Linked DNA regions of Homo sapiens: region 2 is linked to region 1. A link is an interaction called in ENCODE POLR2A ChIA-PET data of the cell type or tissue named here. Cell type or tissue: A673. All regions are shown on one strand. Each heading gives the region's core, and the rest is flanking DNA. Links, peaks and the distances in the headings are about the cores only.

Evidence for each region. Peaks named below come from ENCODE experiments on the same cell type or tissue, not always from the same donor. Only the 100,000 strongest peaks of a DNase experiment are listed, where the experiment ranks them.
Region 2: POLR2A ChIA-PET joins it to region 1 with 11 read pairs; 2 of 35 experiments call an interaction of 5 or more read pairs at or near these places.

The regions. Positions count from the first base shown.
Region 1 is chr11:69,542,939-69,553,383 of GRCh38, forward strand. No RefSeq gene overlaps it. Among named protein-coding and RNA genes, the nearest start is that of LINC01488, 66 kb to the left of the region's middle. RefSeq lists an enhancer at 9,340-9,484 and a cis regulatory region at 9,412. In A673, for the core only: no CTCF peak of the experiment used is centred there; no DNase peak of the experiment used is centred there.
Region 2 is chr11:69,595,451-69,605,895 of GRCh38, forward strand. No RefSeq gene overlaps it. Among named protein-coding and RNA genes, the nearest start is that of CCND1, 40 kb to the right of the region's middle. RefSeq lists enhancers at 5,432-5,932, 5,933-6,433. In A673, for the core only: CTCF peaks have their summits at 2,907 (motif pointing left), 3,109 and 4,056; DNase peaks (open chromatin) are centred at 2,886 and 4,241; H3K27ac peaks cover 6,935 bases.

The sequences.
Region 1 (10,445 bases), core at 1,117-9,116:
GCTGCCTGGGTGGCCTCAGAGGGTCTAAACAGCTTTCCATGCTCCTTCGCACCATACCTCTGGGCTCGGGGCACAACTTCTGCCACATTCTGTGCCACGTGGTCACTAGCACTGCGCGGCCAGATTTCCACAGGCGTCCATGCCGCAGTTGTGTGCTAAGGGTCTACTGTGTGGCAGAGACGCCCAGACAAAGAAGACACAGCTCACGGGCTTGCGTGACTTACGGGTAGGGGGACCCACCCACCTGGTCATGGCAAACCCCTGAGAGAAGTAGAATGCGCTGCCTTGTCCATCCCCCGCCACCCATCCATCGGTTCATTCATTCCATGAATATGTGTTGGGACATGTAAGACTTGCTTTCATCCCCTGTAGTTGCTATGACAAAGTCCCACAAACTGGGTGTCTTAAAACAATAGACATTTACTCCCTCAGAGTTTCAGAGGCCAGCCATCCAGAATCAAAATGTCAGCAGGGACAATGCAGTATGGCTTAACTGTGTCCCCCAAAAGTTCATGTGTTGGAAACATGGTTCCCAGTGCAGCCGTCTTGAGAGGTGGGACCTTCAGGAAGTTGCTGGGCCATGAGGATCCTGCCCTCGTGAGTGGATTAATCCATTCAGGGGATAATGGATTCATGGCTTATGGAGGGAATGGGGTAGTTATCACGAGAGTGGGTCTATGATGAAACTCACTTCAGCCATATCTCATGAGCCCCCGGGCATCTGAGGCCCTGTGCCCCTCGGGACTCTGCAGAGAGTCCCTGCCAGCAAGAAGCCCCACATCAGAGGCACCCCTCAACCTGGGACCTCCCAGCCTCCAGAACTATGAGAAATAAATATCTTTTCTTCATAAATCACGCAGGTAATTACTTATAACAACAGAAAATGGACTAACACAGCCACACTGTCTCTGAAGGCTCCAGGGAGGATCCTACCTTGCCTTGTCTGGCTTCTGGTGGTTGGTGGCACCCTTGGCATTGCTTGGCTCATGGCCCAATAGTCTCACCTTCAATAGTCACGTGGCCTCCTCCTGTCTGCGTCCCTGTAATCAAATGTCCTTCTTCTTCAAAGGACCCATTGGATTTAGGGCCCACCCCACTCCATTCTGACCTCGTGCTAGCTTATTACATCTTCTTCTGTCTGCACCCACCCTATTTCCATGGGAGAACCCTGAGGTCCTAAAAGGCCATGGACTCTGTGGGGTCACCTTCCAGCCCAGCACAAGCATGTTGCAGGAGCAGGCACTGTTCTAGTCTCTGCCATCACGTACCTTGCATTTCCGGTAAGGGAGATGGATTTGAAAGCCATAGTCCGCAGGTAACAGAACGCCCGGTGGAGCACAGCTCTATGGAGAGAATGAAGCAGGGGCAAAGGCTCCAGGGTGATGGGGACACCGTTGTCTGCAGGGCAGCCCAGGAAGGCCGCTGTGAGGAGCTTACAACTGCAGGGAGGTAGTGGGACTCCCCAGGGGAGGACTGCTCCGGGTACAGAAAGCAGTCAGTGCCATGGGCTTGAATGAGAAGTGTGCCCGATTTCCCAAGGCCTAGCAAGGAGGCAGAGTGGTGGCTGGGCAGGGACTGAAGGAGGAGGAGAAGCAGGCAGGGCGGCCACTGCCAAGTCCCAGAGCAGGGCATCTTTCCCGAGCATGCTAAGGACGTGGGAGTTGAACTGTGGGCTTGGGGGAGCCTTAAAAGAGAAGTGGCCTGGACAGAGTCTGTGCCAGGCCTGCCCTGGCCAAGATGGGGAGAGCCAGGTGAGGGGCAAGCGGGGAGGAGGAAGAGCAGCCACGGAGAGGCCAGCAGCACCACAGAGCGAGGCTGAAGCGGGGGCGATGCGGGGTTCTGGACGTAGGTCTCAGTCATGCTGACGGACATCGCTGAGCTGCAGGATGGGACCAAAAGAGCAACACCATGGACAACTACGAGGTTTGGGGTCTGAGCACCTGCCAGGTGGCCGTGCTGTTGCTGTTGGCTGATGGGAGAGTAATCAAGCGGAAGATAAAATGCTCTGTGGTCGGCTGGGCACAGTGGCTCACGCCTGTAATCCCAGCACTTTGGGAGGCGGAGGCAGGCGGATCATGAGGTCAGGAGATTGAGACCATCCTGGCTAACACGGTGAAACCCCGTCTGTACTAAAAATACAAAAACAAAACTAGCCGGGCATGGTGGTGGGCGCCTGTATTCCCAGCTACTTGGGAGGCTGAGGCGGGAGAATGGCATGAACCTGGGAGGTGGAGCTTGCAGTGAGCCAAGATCGTGCCATTGCACTCCAGCCTGGGCGACAGAGCAAGACTCCGTCTCAAAAAAAAAAAAAAAATGCTCTGTGGTCACAGCAGAAACTGAGAGGAAACCTGCCTAGATTCAACATTCAGGGAAGGGGACTTCTGAGCTGGGTTTTGAAGGATGACTAGGAGTACCCCACTGTGCCCAAAGTGAGCAGGTCCTTCAGGGGAGGGGTCAGTATGCCCTTGTGTCAAAGCCTCTGATGAAGGCAGTTTCTGTCTCCTCTCCTAAGCCTCCAGCCCCTCCTCTCCTGAGCCTCCAGCCCTCGAGGCAGGTCCTGCGTCACCGTCACCGGGAGCAGCAGTGGGCAGGAAGAAAGGGGCAACTGTGATGTTTGCAGCCCGGCACCCACTCTTAGCTGGCAGCATTCCCTTGGGCCTTGTATGAGGTTGGATTGTGTCCCCATAAAAAGTTACGTCCACATCCTAACCCCCGAGCCTGTGAATGCACCCTTCTTTGGACATAAGGTCTTGACAGATGTAATCAAGTGAAGATGAGGTCGTTCTGGGTTCGGGTGGGCCCCAGGTAAAAGGCCTAGCATTGTTCCAAGGAGAGGGAGATTCGGGGGCACATGGACACACCGAGGGAAGAAGGCCAGTGAAGACAGAGGAGGAGATTGGGGGGATGAACACTGAAGACTGCCCACAGCCTCCCGTAGCCCCTCAGAGAGCCTCCAGGAGGAACCAACCTGGCCGACACCTTGATTTTGGACTTCTGGCTTCCACAACTGTGAGAGAAGGAAACTCTGTTGCTTTCAGCCCTGCTGTGTGTGGAACCTTGTTTCAGCAGCCCAGGACACTCACACAAGCCCCAATGCCATCCTCTGGAAGACAGGCACAGTGCCCGCCACTCAGCCTCGGGCACTGTTCCACGGGGCAGTGTCCTGTGCTCCACCAGCACAGCTGACACTTGTCTTAGTCAGGGGCCTCTGGAGCTGGGCCACTCAAAACGTGGTCAAGCGACCAGCCACATTGACGTCACGTGGAAGCTTGTTAGACTGGCCCACTTGGACCCAGTAAGCCAGAATGTGCATTGTGATAAGATCCCCTGATCTCCCCTGCACCGCATGCTTTGAGAAGCTCTGCTCTAGGACGCGGAGCCTGAGGCCAGGACGTTGGTGCCGACCCTGGCTGAGGGAGGGGTCAGCCAAGGCGGGGGAGTGAGGAAGAGGGCCATGAAGAAGGCACAGGCACGACGACACGAGGGAACCAGAGGGGTCCTGGGCAGAAGCACCCCAGCTGTCCCAGCAGGAGCCGCACCTCCAAGTGGCCCACAGAGAGTAAGGAGGAGGGGGTTTGTCAGCCTGGCTGCCTGTCACTCCTCTCCCACTGTTAAAAGTTTACCCCATGGTAGAGGGTGGCAGAGGATGAGGAGCAACTCCTCAATGGCTCCAGGGCGTTTGGGGTGAGGACAATGTTTTAGATCTTGAGGGAGGTGGTGGTTGCACAACTCATTAATGTACTAAATACCACCGAGTTGTTCACTTGAAAATGATTAATCGATGTTAAACGAATCTCACCGACGTTTTTTAAAAGTGTATCTGTGAGATGCTAACCTCTCCTGCACTCCCGGGTGCTTCTCAGAACACCAGGTCTTGCACGCTGAGTCATGGCATCTGGGTACCATCGAGGAGGGAGAGGTGGAGTGCAAGAAGACGATGGCAGAGTCGTGTGTGGTGACTACTTTCTCATTATTGTCACCATCCTCTCCAAAAGTTGACTCAGTTTCATAGCGCATCTGGCAAGGCTCAGGCGCACCCGGGAGCATCCTCACCAGCCTACAACCAAGAATGGAGCCACCCTGAGAAAGAAGCATGGAAGAAAAGACTGTGCAACTGAGAGAACGGTGCTGCACACAGTGGGGCTTCCAGGAGCACCAGGGTGTGATTTATTGCATTTATCATTCAACTCCAGGTGATCTGTGTGCCACAGGATTGCAGCTCAGGCGTGCGCCACGCCACCCTGAGTCAAAGTGAAGCTTGGGCAAGTCACTCAGCCTTTCTGAGTTTCAGTTTTCTTATCTGTAAAATGGAAGTGATATCCACCTACTCAGAGCTGTTGGGAGCAACGAAAGTAGATGCCACTTCAAACCTAGCCCCGAAAACTTCCTATAGATAGAGCTTTATGGAAAATTAGTAGCTCACAGACAAAAATTGCAACACATTAGAATAAATCTAGCAGAAGTAAGAGACAGCAAAATCAAACCCACAAAGAGTTCAAAATTGAAATTATCAAACATAAAAAATAATATAAATATGTTTAATATGTTTAAAGAAATAAAAGTGAAACTTAAAACATGATCGAGGGATCCATAAAAAATGACCAACAAGTTTTGAAAAAAGGCAGAATTTCTAGAAATGAAAAATGTAATTACTAAAATTAAAAACTCGCTGTGTGTTGAGTAGCTACATTAATTTCAGACAAAGTCAACTTTGGAGCAAAGAAAAGCTCCAGCATAAAAAGGGGCATTACATTCTGCTAAAAAGGATCAGGCCAGGCGTGGTGGTTCATGCCTATAATCCCAGCACTTTGGGAGGCCGAGGCAGGTGGATCATGAGGTCAAGAGATTGAGACCAGCCTGACCAACATGGTAAAACCCCGTCTCTAGTAAAAATACAAAAATTAGCCAGGCATGGTCATGCCCACCTGTAATCCCAGCTACTCAGGAGGCTGAGGAGGAGAATCGCTTGAACCCGGAAGGCAGAGGTTGCAGTGAGCCGAGATGGCGCCACTGCACTCCAGCCTGGGCGACAGAGCGAGACTCCATCTCAAAAAAAAAAAAAAAGAAAAAAAGAATCAATTCACTACGGACACTACAAAAACCCCAAATGTGTATCACCTAAGAGCAGAGCTTCCAAAGACATAAAGCTTACAGACTGACAGAACTGAAAAAAGAAATAGATAAATCCATAGTTAATAGTTGGAAACTTCAACACTCCTCCCTCAATAACAGAACTAATAGAAAATCATCAAGGATAGAGAAGAACCTAACAATACTATTATCATCTGGATCTATGAGACATTTAGAACATTCTGCCAACCAGGGGTGGTGGCTCTTGCCTGCAATCCCAGCACTTTGGGGGGCTGAGGAGGGTGGATCTCTTGAGCCCAAGAGTTTGAGGCTGCAGTGAGCTATGATCACATAACTTCAACAGAGTGAGACCCTGCCTCAAAAAAAAAAAAAAAGAGCATTCTACCCAAAAAAGCATAAAACATATTTTTCAAGTGCACATGGAGTATTCAGCAAGACAGACTATATTATGTCATAAAACAAACATTAACAAAGTTAAGGGAATTTAAATTATACAAAATATGTCCTATAATGCAATTAAACTACAAATTAATAACAGAAAAATCAGAGAAAAATATTCAAGCGCTTGGAAGTTAAACACCACACTTTGAAATAATGTATGACTCAAAGTCTCAAGAGAAACTTCAAAACATTTTGAACTAAACATAAATGAAAATACAACATGTCAAAATGTATGAAAAGCAGCTACAGCAGGGCTTAGAGGGAAATTTATAGTATTAAATGCTATTATAAAGAAGAAACGTCTCAAATCAATAAGCTAAGCTTTTATTCTTAAGAAACTAGAAAAGGAAGAGCAAAATAAATCCAAAGTAAACAGAAGGAAGGAAATAATAAAGACAAGAACAGAAATCAATGACATTGAAATCAGAAAAACCAAAGAGAAAAATCAATAAAACCAAAATATGGCTCTTTAAAAAGATCGATAAAATTGATGAAGCTTTAGCAAACTAACAAAGAGAAAAGAATACCTCACAGGTGTCAATAATGATTGAAAGGAATACTATGAACAATTCTGTGCACCTAAATTCTACATCTTAGACAAAATGAATGAATTTCTTGGACACAAACTACCAAAATTCATCCAAGATTAAATAAATAACTTGAATACTCCTATAACTATTAAACACGTTTAATGCATAGTTTTCTATTTGTTTTCAAAAAATAAATATCCAGTCCCACATGGTTTCACTGGCTAATTCTACCAAACATTGAAAGAAGAAATAACATTGATTGTTACCCAGAAAATAAAAGATTAAAGACTACTTCATGACACATTATATGAGCATTGCCTCAAAACTAGAAAAAGACTGTACCAAAAAGGAAAACTACAGACCAGATTCCTACATAAACACAAACACAGAAGTCCTCAGCAAAATATCCGTAAATAAAGTCCAGCATTATATGAAATACACCACCACCCAGTGGGGTTTATTCTCAGAAGGCAAGGATGGTTCAGTACTCAAATATCCATCAGTGGAATCCACCTTATCAATAACCTAAAGAAAAAACATATGATCATTTCAACAGACACAGAAAAAGCATTTAACAAAATGAAGCATCCATTCATGATAAAGTTCTCAGCAAAATACCGATAGAAGGGAACTTCTTCCATCTGATAAAGGACATCAACAAAAATCCTATATCTAGCATCATGCTTAATAAGTAAAGACTTTCCCCCAAAGATTGGGAACAAGGCAAGCATAGACACTCTCACCATTCTATTCAATATCATAGTAGAAATCTTAGCCAATAAAATAAGACAAGAAAAAAGAAATGAAAGCCTTGCAGATTGGAAAGAAATAAAACTGTCCCTGTCCTCAGGCAACATAACCACACTGAAAATCCCAAGAAGCCTATATTTTTTTAAAAAAAGACTCCTGGAACTAACAAGCAGGTTTTCAAGGTCCTAAGATAGAAGATCACCACACAAAAATTAATCTTATTTCTATACACTAACAATGCACAACTGGAGTGATTTTTTTTTTTTTAATTTCGAGATGGAGTCTCGCTCTATTGACCAGGCTGGAGTGCAATGGCACAATCTCAGCTCACTGCAACCTCCACTTTCTGGGTTCAAGCAATTCTCTTGCCTCAGTCTCCTGAGTAGCTGGAATTACAGGCACCTGCCACCATACCCAGCTAATTTTTGTATTTTTAGTAGAGATGGGGTTTCACCATGTTGGTCAGGCTGGTCTCGAACTCCTGACCTCATTATCCACCTCGGCCTCCCAGAGTGCTGGGATTACAGGTATGAGCCACTGCACCTGGCCTCTTTTTGTTTGTTTGTTTGTTTGTTTTTAGAGACAGAATCTCACTCTGTCACCCAGGCTGGAGTTCAGTGACATGATCTTAGCTCGCTGCAACCTTTGCCTCCTAGGTTTAAGCGATTCTCCTACCTCAGCCTCCTGAGTAGCTGGGATTACAGGCGAGTGCCACCACGCCTGGCTAATTTTTGTATTTTTAGTAGAGACGGGGTTTCATCATGTTGGCCAGGCTGGTCTTGAACTCCTGGCCTCAGGCAACCCACCCACCTCAGCCTCCCAAAGTGCTGGGGTTACAGGCATAATCCAGCCAAATGGAGTGATTTTTTAAAAAGATTCCATATCACAAATTATCAGATGCAACACACACAATACTTATAAGGAAATGTAGAGTTCTAAATGATGAGTAATAAATCACATACAAGTCAGGTTTATCCCAGGAATACAAGCCTGATTTATACAAATATGTTAATTAGATTTAAATCTATTAATTAGATATAAAAATCTAATTAATGTAATTTACCACAATAACAGATTAAAAAAGCAAATTATATCTTAGTAAATGAAAAAGAAAGCATTCAATAAATGTCCATATCCAATCATGGTTTGAAAATTTTAGCAAAATAGGAATAGAAGGGAATTTCCTTCATCTGATAAAGAGTCTCTCCCAAAAATACCTACAATAACCATCATGCTTGGAGAAAAGCTAAAAGCATTCCTGTTAAGACCACAAAAGAGCCTCTCCCAAAAATACCTGCAATAACCATCATGCTTGGAGAAAAATTAAAAGCATTCCTGCTAAGACCACGTCCCAGACTCTTCTGTATAACACCAAACTGGAGTTGCTAACCTGTGCAGTAAGACATGAAAAGAAAATATAAAGGAAGAAAGACACAGAAAACTCTTCTTAGTTACAAATGAAAATACTGTCTACATAGAAACCTGAAAAGAACCTATGGAAAATTATCAATAAGACATTTAAATAAAGTGGGTGGGTACAAAACCAGCATATAAACCTCAATTGCATTTCTATAAAGCAGCAACAACTAGCAAACACAAGTCTTAAAAAGATGCCACTTACAACAGCAACATCAACAAACACAGGTATATGATGCATACATATATGTAAATAAACTGGGAATAAATCTAACAAAGATGTATCCAAATGGCGCTTTTTTTTTTTTTGACGGAGTCTCACTTTGTTGCCAAGCTGGAGTGCAGAGGCACAATCTTGGCTCACTGCAACCTCCGCCTCCTGGGTTCAAGTGATTCTCCTGGCTCAGCCTCCTGAGTAATTGGGATTACAGGAGTGCACCACCACGCCTGGCTAATTTTTGTGTTTTTAGTAGAGATGGGATTTCACCATGTTGGCCAGGATGATCTCAATCTCTTGACCTCATGATCCCCCCGTCTCAGCTTCCCAAAGTGCTGGGATTATAGGCATGAGCCACCACGCCCGGATGAGCATTTTTTTGATAAAAGACTCAGTATCTTAGAGGTATGGTTCTCCCCCAAATTGTATACAGATTCAGCACAGTTCCAGTACAAAAAGAAATCCTTCCACTCTTTGATGTATTTCAGTGCAGTTCCATCATTTTCACCATAGAGGGATTATCACTCACTTGCCCTGTGATCTTGGACAAGGTCTTGAGTTTTCTCAGCTGAGAAAATAAAAGGATGGGAACAGAAGATCCCTAACCCCCCTCCTGTGCTGAAAGCCTAAGATCCTTCAGGAGGAAGAGGCAGGTGAGGTACATCTGACACTTCGGCGTGGCTCCTGCTGAGGGCAATGAAATGATAAACCAGGCTGGGGTGGGTCTGAGACTCCACCCTATGACCTTGGCATCTAACAGGAGGTAAAATGGAAAGCAAATCATGACACGTCCCAAACATTATGTAATCATTGTAAATAGCTTTTAAAGGATTACATAGACATGGAAAATATTCACGACATGTTAAGTGGGAAAAAAATCACACACATCCTATAATTACAATTCTAAAGGCAAAGACAAGATCCAGGAGGCAAGGCCGCTCAAACTCTTAAGTTTCACTGTTTGATACTGTTGAGAAGCACAATAATGACCAATGAGCAGAAAGAGCATCAGTAAACGCTCCCACTTTCTAAGTCCTCTGGCAGGAAGTCTTTATTTGCTTCCCGGAGTTAGGACTGCGGCATCAGGGGTTTCAGGCCTAGGATTTGGGGTATGGGGTGTGTCAGGCCTAGGATTTGGGGCATCGTGGGTTTCAGGCCTAGGATTTAGGGCATCGGGGATTTCAGGCCTAGGATTTGGGGCATCGGGGATTTCAGGCCTAGGATTTGGGGCATCGGGGATTTCAGGCCTAGGATTTGGGGCATCGGGGATTTCAGGCCTAGGATTTGGGGTATCGGGGGTTTCAGGCCTAGGATTTGGGGTATCGGGTGTTTCAGGCCTAGGATTTGGGGCATCAGGGATTTCAGGCCTAGGATTTGGGGCATTGGGGATTTCAGGCCTAGGATTTGGGGTATCGGGGATTTCAGACCTAGGATTTGGGGTATCGGGTGTTTCAGGCCTAGGATTTGGGGCATCAGGGATTTCAGGCCTAGGATTCGGGGTATCAGGGGTTTCAGACCTAGGATTTGGGGCATCAGGGATTTCAGGCCTAGGATTTGGGGTATCGGGTGTTTCAGGCCTAGGATTTGGGGTATCGGGTGTTTCAGGCCTAGGATTTGCTTCCTGTCAAGGTACATGTGTCTGGGAGCTGGGGATGCTTCACCTTCGTGCCTGGCTCCTGGGAACATCACCAGATCCTGGTCTGTCTGTCTGGGACAGTGCACACTTTCCCAGCCCACAGGCGAAGTTGATGCTCCTGGGAGCACTTCCACTCCCCGACAAGTCTCTTCCTGTGTCGTGGTTGCTTACTTATCGTTGTCTCACCCTAGAAGGCAAGCGCCCAAGGCCAGGGCTGAGTTTTTCTTGTTCAGAGCTGTGTCCCCAGCATTCCTGTCCACAGATGTTTGTTGAATGACTGAATGAATGTATAGGAATCAGAAGCATTGGGAGGGAGCAAAGGCCAGAGTTTTGCTAGAAAGTCTGAGGGTGCTGGCCCTAGAAA
Region 2 (10,445 bases), core at 983-8,982, 52 kb after region 1:
GGGAAAACCAACCCTGCCAACACTTTGATCTTGGACTTCCAACCTCCAGAACTGTGAGAAGACAAATGCCTGTAGTTTAAGCCATCCGCCTGTTTTGGCAGCGGGACCAACAACTGCACCAGGTCATGCCTCAGCGCCGTTTCTCCTGCTGGGCCCTTGACCTGGGGTGCCCACCCTCTCCCACTGGCCAGACTGCCTTCCTCTTCCGCCTTCAAGGCATAAGTTGGTGTTGGTGTCACTTATTCTAGGAAGGCCCTCTGGTACACACACGCTCACACACGCTCGCATCCACACACACGCTTTCTCACACACACACTCTCGCATGCTCACACACATGCACACATATGCTCACACACATGCTCACATGCACACACATACTCACACACATACTCACACACACTGACATACACACACATGCCCTCACACACGCTCACAATACACACATACACACATGCTGTCATGCACACACATGCTTATGCGCACACATGCTTATACCCACACGCTCTCACACACATGCTGACACACACATGCACACTTATGCTTTCACACACACATGCTCACATAACACATCCTCACACACGCTCACACACACTCACATACACACACGCACTCATGTACACAGGCCCACACACACAAACATGCTCACACACACGCTCACATACACACACTCACACACATGGTCATGCACAGGCTCACACACACATACACACAGGCTCACACACTCACATACACACGTGCTCACACAGGCTCACACACGCGCTCACACATGCTCACACACACACATGCTCACACACACACAGAGTTGCTTCCTTCTGTTAGATGATGGGCTCTGGCAGCAGCAAATGCCACCTTGGTGTCTCACCTTGGCCATCCCATTACCATCTTCCTGTCCCTAGAGTCCCCAGGTGGACACCGCCCACCTGCGCTCAGAAGCCCAGCATCCCCTTCTACCTCACTGGGAGCACCTGCAGGACCACGAGGGTCCCTCTAGTCCTTGGACTCAGCATCCAGCACCATGCGAGCGCCTTGGCTTTCAGGACTTGTCAGGTGAAGGAGTGACAGGCACATCCCAGCCACCATCACCACAGACCCGTGGCTGGGCACACGGTGGCCCCTTCCCAACTGCTTTCTTTCCCCAGAACTCCCAGGACCTCATGCCTCGTCCTCACACTCTCCTTGCCAGACACAGGGACATGGCTACACGCAGACATTTTGGCCACTCCTGGACCTCTAGGGACTGTGTTGACTCAAGTCTTAATGGGGCTTATTAGAGATCTTTTTCTTCTTCTTCAACAGCAACAAAACGGACCCTACTGTGTGCCTGTCCTGGAAACAACAGACACTTTGTTGGGCAGGCTGGGCAGTGGAGACACAGAGCCGACCCCACCCAGTGACCCCTCCAGCCAGGAGCCACCATGCGAGAGTCACCCTCCCAGCATTCTGTCCCCTGAGAGGCGAAGTGTGGGTGCTGGCTTTGTCAGGTGGCTGAGCTCTTGGCTACCTTCCTAGGGGGTCCCTGCAGGAAGAAGCTGAGGGGCTCTGAGAACCTGTCCAGGCTGTGCCCAGTTGGCCCTGCCAGTGATGATGTGAAGAGGGTGGTGACATCGGGCCTGCCCCTGGTCACCCCTGATTTCTGCTGCTGCCTCAGAGGGGGGTGTAGGCTGCTCAGCCCAACCACAGGCTCCAGCAAAGCCACCTCCAGTTCGAATTTCCCTCACCTGCAAACCAAAGGCGCATGGAGTACCTGCCATGGGAGGGGGCAAGCAAGCATCCTTCCCGTAGCCCTGGCAGTGCGACGGGGTGGGAACCCCAGGAGCACCGGGGTTTCTCTCTATGGACAGGCTAGCATCCCATCCTCTGTCCCCAGGGGACGCCTCTCTCCAAAGGGCAGCTCCAACCTGCAGGTTTACCAGCCCCCACAAGTAGGAGGGGAATGACTGGCCCACAGGATGCAGTCCCCTGCTCAGGATGTCATAACAAGGCCCACAGACCGAGTGGCCTAACAATCGAAATGTATCCACTCACAGTTCCGGAGGCCCCAGGTCCATACTGAAGGTGCCAGGAGGGTTGGTTCTGTCTGAGGGAAACCCGTGCCACGCCTCTCCTTCGCTGCTGGGGGCCCCACGCACTCCTTGGCTTGTCAATGGCCTCCTCTCCCTGCGTCTCCCCTTGGTTGCCCCTCTGTGTGATTTCCCCTTTTCATGAGGGCCACAGTCATGTTGGATTAGTGCCCGTCCTAATGACCTCATCTTAATCATCTGCAGAGACCCTATTTCCAAACAAGGTCACATTCCCGTTCATGGGTACCAGGGCTCAGGACTCCAGCATCACTTAAGGGGGCCAATCCCACAGGATAGGGGAGGCCAGTGCTTCGTGTCCCTTCCCACCAGGCCAGGAGGTGCATTGGCCCGTGGGACTCCAGGCACAGAGTGTAGAACATTCAGGAGAAAGTCCTCTCTCTAGTCCAGCAAAATCTCCAGGCCTCTGTGCACTGGGAGCTGAGGAAATGGCGTAGAATTTGTCTCATCTTATGGTGATTCCAAGTAGACACAGTGTTGGTGCCAGACACAAGACACTGGCAATACCAGGCCAGCCTTTTAAAATTTTATTATTATCATTATAATCATTGTCACTGTTACAATTGATGCAGCCTGAGATTTACTTAGAAAAAAGGAATGGCCATGAGCTTTTGTGAGAACTGGGGACTGACGTCAGGACAGGTGTCCCCATGGTGTGAGCACCTGGGGTAGGAAGGACTTGCTTATGTGCTCACAGCCCCTGAGTCCTTGTGCTGTCAAGAGGAAGCAGAGTTCCCCGGAAATATGGCCAGAGGGATGTAACCACTTCCTTATGCATGGCACATGGGTTCCGGGTCCCCATAGTTGGTGCTGACAGCCACCCGGTGGGCAGGAGTAGCATGGCTCTGCCTACTCTTGCGTCAGGCTCAGGGTCCACTCAGCAGCCCCAGCCTCTAGCCTGGAAGGGTCTGGACAGGTGGTTGGTCATCCCTGGAGGGCCACTGATCAAGTGTGGCCCTGGTCAAATTAGGGTGTAGCTCTAGTCTGATAGGACTGTGGCCCTATAGGAAGAGCAAGAGACACCAGACAGCCTACTCCCTCTCTTCCTCCACCATGCAAAGACACAGCAAGAAGGCGGCAGTCTGGCAGCCAGGAAGGGAGCCCTCACCAGGAGCTAAACCCAACAGGAACCTTGGTCTTGGACGTCTGGCTTCCAGAATTGTGAGAAAATTCTGTTGTTTAAGCCACCCAGTCTGTGGTATTTTGTTATAACACCCTAAGCAGATGGAGGCAGCTCTCCTTGCTTTGCTAATAATAATCATTTACCTAGGTACATGAATTCAGGTGTTCAGAAAGCTTTCCTGGCCAGGTATGGTGGTTCACACCTGTAATCTCAGCACTTGGGGAGGCAGCAGTGGGAGGATTGCTTGAGCCCAAGAGTTCAAGACCAGCCAGGGCAACATGGTGAAACCCCATCTCTACTGAAAATAGAAAAATTAGCCAGGCATGGTGGCACTCCTGCAGTCCCAGCTACTTGAGAGGCTGAGAGGTAGGAGGATCGCTTGAGCCCAAGAGTTCGAGGCTGTAGTGAGCCATGACAGCAACACTCCACTCCAGCACAGTGACTCACTCCTTTAATCCCAGCACTTTGGGAGGCCAAGGTGGGAGAATTGCTGGAGCCCAGGAGTTCAAGACCAGAAAGCTTTCCTACCCTTACCTCTCAATCTTAACACTCCATGGTGCAAATGCTTTGGGGGTGGTGGGGCCAGGCCAGAGCCCAGGGCTCAGCCCCCTGGCTCAGTACTACGTCCCATACTCCAAAGTTAGATTTCAGAGCTGTTTGTGATCAGTCTACTTGGGCACTTGAGAATGAAACCCATTTCTCAGATTGAAAACAGAGGCCAGAGGAGTTAAACAAAGGCCTAGAAGTCCGAGGAGCCTGGCTGTACATATTCATTTATAGCATAAACAAACTGACCAATTGTAATAAAATGGGTTAAAGAGGCTGGAGAGGCAAAGAGAGTTTCTGAGTTCCTGCCCACCAGGCACACCCTGCAGGTTTCTCCAGAGATGTTCCTGTTCTCTTCGCAGCCAGGGATCTCCCCCTTGGAGTTCCCAGCCGTGCACCTAATCCTGCCTCATGAAACTGGATCCCACCAGACAGCTAAGCCTTCGGATGCCTGTAATTCCTTGGCTAATGCTAGGCTTAATTAAGACATCGACTTTAATAGCATTCTCACCGATTAAGAAATGGCAGGTCTGAAAGATGATATTTCCTGGTGTGCAAAGATATCATGATGAAATCTCCAAGTCATCGTTTCAACACAGGAAGTTATCGGCTACCTGGGGCAGTGCCCGTCCTGCTGCACAATTGGCCCGCTGTTAGCAGCGTTATTTAAGAGGCTGAGGCATCCATGTTTCCCAGGAGCCGGTCAGTGGGGAAAAAAAGGATCAATTGAGTATTTTAGCTCTGCATATAGGTCTTCTCGATGTTTGGTTTGCTTTGATGCGGAGTAAAAGTAAGCGTTATACGTTTGAACTTGTTGCTTTATCTTTTCCAGACTTCTGTCATGTCTCAAAGTCAGCTAAAAAAAAAAAAAAAAGTCAGCTTGAGTTAAATTAGCATTTCTGCCTCTCTTCCTTTGCCTGTCAGTTTTAAAAATAAGTATCGTAGTTTTATAAAAATCGAGTACCAGAATCTTTACAGTTCCACATGGCATAGCTGCCACCCAAGTCGAACGTGAAGCTGAGCTCCCGTTAGATCTGCAGACACTCCCCATCAATGTCCATCTGGTGCATCAGGGTTGCGGGGTACACTGGAGAGGAAACACAATTTCTATAAGGAATGGAGTACAGTTTATAAAACAAGCTATTTGTTTCCACCATGAGGTGGTCTATCTCTAGCAGGGTGTTGCCCTTTTTATAACATGGGTCTCTGTTTTTGAAAGAAATTGTCTGTTATGTGCAAATTATTATTTTTGGAAGGAGGAAACCAAAATGTCAGTGCATTCCTAAGCCACCCTAGGGGTAGGGGTGAGGAGACTTTCCTGGGATCCTCCTCCATCGTCCAAGCAGAATCAAAGCTGGGGCAAGATTTCACTTGAGTCAGCACCACCCTCCACCCCCATGTCTCCATCCCTGGAGCTTAGATGGATTCAGTAGAGTGATGAGTTAATACTAGTTTCCTTCCTTAGCCAACTGGCCACTTAGGGTCCAGAGAAGAGACCTTCCGTGGGCACTGACCAAGGCCAGCACCCACAGCAGGAAGAACTGCTGGCAACGGGCAGCTCCAGACCCCATATCTGCGCCTCTTGGGAGGGACAGTGGCCTGCGGAGCGGCACCCACATGGGAGCGTGTGCGTCCCAACAGAACTCTCCCTGTGTAAACCCCTTCTCGCCTGGGACCCAGTGCCACATTCAGACCTCGGAAATTCATGTGTACTCAGGAAATTCAAACACATTATCATTTTCCAACATGCGGTGATGACGGTAATGACACTGGGAGGCCTTCACTCAAAGCAACCGTGGATGGAGCTGACAGGGCAAGTGTTAATAGGACCACCACTGATGAACAGGGAAGGAAGCAAAGCCAACCATATTTCCACTCCTCCTTGGCTCTCGATAACCCCTGGGCTCCATACCCCCACCAGGCCCCAGGACTGTGGCCAGTCCTCGCCTGCCTTTGTTCTTTGGCAGGCCCGCTGGCCTCTCCACCAGGCAGCCACATCCTCTGCAGAGATGCACATATTCGTTTATTTATTCAATTCATTTTGACTTATTCATCAGATTTAAATGGACTCTTTTTCATAAAAGCCCAAAGAGTAGAAGGGAGGTGGCTCTCCAGATGCAGGCGCTGGGCCCCATGAGTTTCCTGTTAAACCCTTGATGAGGTCCCTACATGTGCAAGACCACGGTGGCAGAGAGGAGGCCGAGAGCAGAGGCCATGGGAGACAACAGCTGCTTCACGCCCAGCTTTGAGGGCCAGCCTGGCCAGGAGAAACCTGAAGGTGGGAACCTGCAGCTTCCTGGGCCCAGCTGAGCCTGGGGTGAATCCACATGTTTACAAGAGGGTGCAGTATGCAGGACCGGCCGCACAGCTCAGATGGAAACTCCCCTCCTACAGTCAAAGTCCAGATTCCTGGCTTGGCCTTCAAGTCTCTCCAGACCGACTACTTTTCCAGCATCCACTTCAGAGCCCTGTGGTCAACACAGCAGAGCAGCCGCTTTCTCATCCCCAAGCTCACCATCCAGGTCCCCTGTGTTGGCCTGGCTTCTGGGAGCATCCCCTAGTCTCTGATGAAAGCTGCTGAGGACTGACAGCCATGTCCTGAGCCAAGAATTGACATTGACTGCATGAAAGCCACCTGGCCTGGAACATCCCACCAGAACCACCCTGCCTGGTAGGGCCATAGTCAGTGACTGACTGACTGACCCTGGGGGTCTAAGGGCCCCCATGCCTCACTGTGGGACTGACTCTGTGATGCAGGTCACACTCCAGAGCCCCCTGTGGGGCTGAAACCACCACTGTGCTGAGCCTCCCCTGCCCCATCTAGCCTCTCTCACTTTCTTTCTCTTGAAAGCCCTCTGTCAATCAATCCCATGGACCCAAACCCTTGTCTCAGGCTCTGCATCTGAGAAGCCTGGCCAGAGACCCTGCCCTTTCATATCCTTCTGGCTTTGCTGACTCTGTCCCCTCCATGGAAAGGCCTCTTTCTCCCTTAGCACGGGTTGAATTATGTCCCTCAAATATTTATGTGTTGATGTCCTAACCCCCCATATCTCAGGATGTGACACTGTTTTTGGGAACAGGGACTTCGAAGAGGTAATTTAAGTCCAGTGAGATCACATGGGTGGGCCTTAATCCCATCTGATCGATGTCCCTGTAAGAGGAGAGGAGGACACAGACACGCACAGAAAGACCACCCTGGAGGACACAGGGAGAAAGCAGTCAACTATAAACCATAGAGAGAAGACTCAGGAGCAACCAGCCCTGTGACACCTTAATCTGGGACTTCCAGCCCCAGGATGGTGAGAGGATCAATTTCTGTTGTTTAAGCCTCCCCATCTGCAATAGCTCATCATGGCAGCCCCAGCAGATCAAGACACTACTACATTCACTGACACTGCATTTGCCCTTCAGGATCCAGCTGTCATCCACCTGCAGTGCCTCCCCACTTCTCCAAGATAGAATCATTTCTGCAGCACATTCTCGTGCCCCTCTTAATATACATACCACATCCCCACTTGCATTATGCTAGTTATGTACATTCCTACCTTCAGCAGAGACTCTGTCTTTTAATGTATTCCTCCTTGCATTCCACGTAAGACCTACTAAATTGTCAATCAATGTTCATCGAGTTAAAAATGGACTTGGATTGAATTTCTTGACTCCCTGGGGCAGGCCACCTTCCTCCTCCCCAGCAGGCCGAGCTCAGTGGCAACTGAGATGGTATCGCACACGGGCACAGCGCAGGATCACGCTCCGGTCTCCGACACTGGCCCCATTTAAATGACTCTGGGGACAGAGAATAGGAACTTAAATTTCTTTCCATGCAGCTGAAGGCTTCCTCCTAGGAAGTCGCTGACTGAACACACCTCACCGAAAAGATCACAGATGAAACTGAAACCCTAGACCCATCTCAGGTCCCCTAGGGGCTCCTGATCTGTGGACCTGGCTTCCCCTAAGACCCCCTTTGGGAGCGAGGCTGCTGGGAGTCTGTGCACCAAGAGGTCAATTGTCCGATATCACTGAGCCAAAGCTATCTGTTTAACCGACAACATATCTGAGTGTCAGAATCAGCGACCATCATCCAAGATGCTGGAGTTTTTTCTTCCGCGTTGAAATGGATCCTTTGAGAGTCAGTCAAGGGGAAAGAATGTGGAAGGATGAAGCTCAGTAGAGCACCTCGGAGAAGGAGGCCCTCGGTTATAAGGGGGACATGAAAAACGGGGAATTTCCTCTCCCATCACAGGCTTCCCTCAGTTACCTCTACACCTTTCTGTAGAAAAACCACTCATTTGTTTTTCTGAAGACAGGAGGGCAGGGGGTGTGGGGATCATCCACAGCAAGGCATGTTTCCTGAGAATGTTTTTGATTGTCAGGAGGAGACTTTTCAAAGTAAACGCATGAGAGTCTCCCTACCCCCACCCTCCATACGAATACTGGGGGCTGCTTTGCATAAGCAGCTTGTCGGCAGGAAGAAGGCAAGTCGATGCATCCCAGGATGAATGATAACTGCGCGGCCCTGGGCTTATGAACAATAGCTTTCTGGCCAGACAACATTAGCCACAGCCAGGTTGCATTTTTAAAAGAATGTTTGTGCATTTTTTTTCTCCCTCCTAAAACTCGGAAGTCTCTTAAAAGACATCAAAACTGTTAAGTGCAGATATTCGGAATAAATCAACCCTTTTTCCCTCCAGTATGGTTGCTGTTGTAATAACAGACTTCTTATTTGTTGGATACTTATGTAACTTAAGATGAAAAGACATCTTATAGCCTTCTGGCAAAATGATGGGAAACCAACAGCACACCGGAGTCTCCTTTACGCCCAGGAGGGAGTCAGTTTCAGGCCATGAGAAAGGGGCACTTTTCACTGCTTCTTGAGACCAACCTCCTGCCTTTCAATATTTCCATACAGTGACTTTTCATAAAGGCATGTAAAAAATACCTTGGTTAATTGGTTGTGATGAAAGAACATGATAACACAGTGGTCACGGAGACCCATTGAGGGTTTGTCCAAGAATTCGTTAAGTAACTGGTTTCTGAGTAGATTTGCTTAAATGTGCATGTTCCTCTCTGATTTGGAGACATTTGGCAAGCTGAGGTTCAAAACAGGAAAGTCGGGTTCCAAGGCTCTAAGCAAATCGGTTCATCTTAATGGGCCTCAAATGACCCAGCTAAGAAATGGGTCTAATTATACCCACGGCCTTGGATCGTTGTGAAGTTTAATTAATGCTTGAAAATGTTTTGAGATCCTCGGATGAAAACAGACCACAGATACAGAGTGTTATTACAGAATCCTGCCAGAGGCTTTCTTTTTCTGCAATAACATGCTGTGGGCATTATCTGAACTTTGTCCCTGCCAGCAATGGGGATTTCTGAGATGTGCCTCTGTCCACTACACCTGCTTTCAAACCCTTTAAAGCCCTTTGACAGCTACGGGCCACTTATACGTAAATGCCCCAAGACAACAGACATGAGATCTGAAGAGATTCCTTAGCAACTCAATTTCCAAGAAGTGGCCAGGCACGGTGGCTCATGCCTGTAATCCCAGCACTTCGGGAGGCCGAGGTGGGTGGGTCACTTGAGGTCAGGAGTTCGAGACCAGCCTGACCAACATGGGGAAACCCTGTCTCTACTAAAAATACAAAAATTAGCCAGGTGTGGTGGCAGGCGCCTGTAATCCCAGCTACTCAGGAAGCTGAGGCAGGAGAATCGCTTGAACCCGGGAGGTGGAGGTTCCAGTGAGCCAAGATAGCACCATTGCACTTCAACCTGGGTGACAGAGCAAGACTGTGTCTCAAAAACAAACAAACAAACAAACCCAGGCTGGAGTGCAGTGGGTGACAAAGCAAGACCCTGTCTCAAAAACAAACAAACAAACAAACAAACAAAAATTTCCAAGAAGAAAAATGTGTCTGTGCTCTCTCCTGTGGACTTTGGTTAATTTCTCCACCATCAACGGTATCATTTGAGGATGACTGTGGTCCCTCCCACACCTGGCTGAGATTGCTCAAAATCAAAATGGTCTTTCTTAATGAACAGCCAAGGAGAGGGCTCGGGTTCACCATCTTTTATTTATCCTTCTGTACTATAATAAAGTAGAAAAGACGGATCTTAACTAAATTTGGTCTCTAATAAAGGGATTCCGGATGCACACAGTTTTGCCTTCCTTTTGATCTTCATCTTTTAAATATAATTTTCTTGCTGGGCTCATGTGCCCGGGGTAAGAGATGGATGGAAGGCTCTGCATGGTCTGTAGGTCACAGGCTCACTGGCATGTGGAGTTCTTGTATAATCTGGCTAGGCCCAGTTCTCAGGGGTCTGATGGGAAGCTGAAGATTTGTTATTTCTCAATGCTGAACAGATTGGAAAGAAAGGGACCCTCACCTCCCTGATGTGGTCCCTTATGTCCCCTCTGCCCAGGACACTCTGCCCTGATATGGCCACTTGGCTGTCCTCTTTGGCCCACTTGGAGGTCCATACAAATCCCCCCAGCCCCCTGTGCTAACTGCTTCCCTGCTCCCCTCTCCTTCCACCCACGGTCACTCTCAATTTCTTACCTGGCATTATTCCCTTTGTGTTATTACTCATTCAGTGACATGGCATTCTCTGCTTCTCCCTCTAGAATTTGGTGTCCATGGGGTGGTGGGGAGAAGTGTCTGTTTAATTCACTGTTGTGTCCCCAGCCCGAGTATCCTACCTCA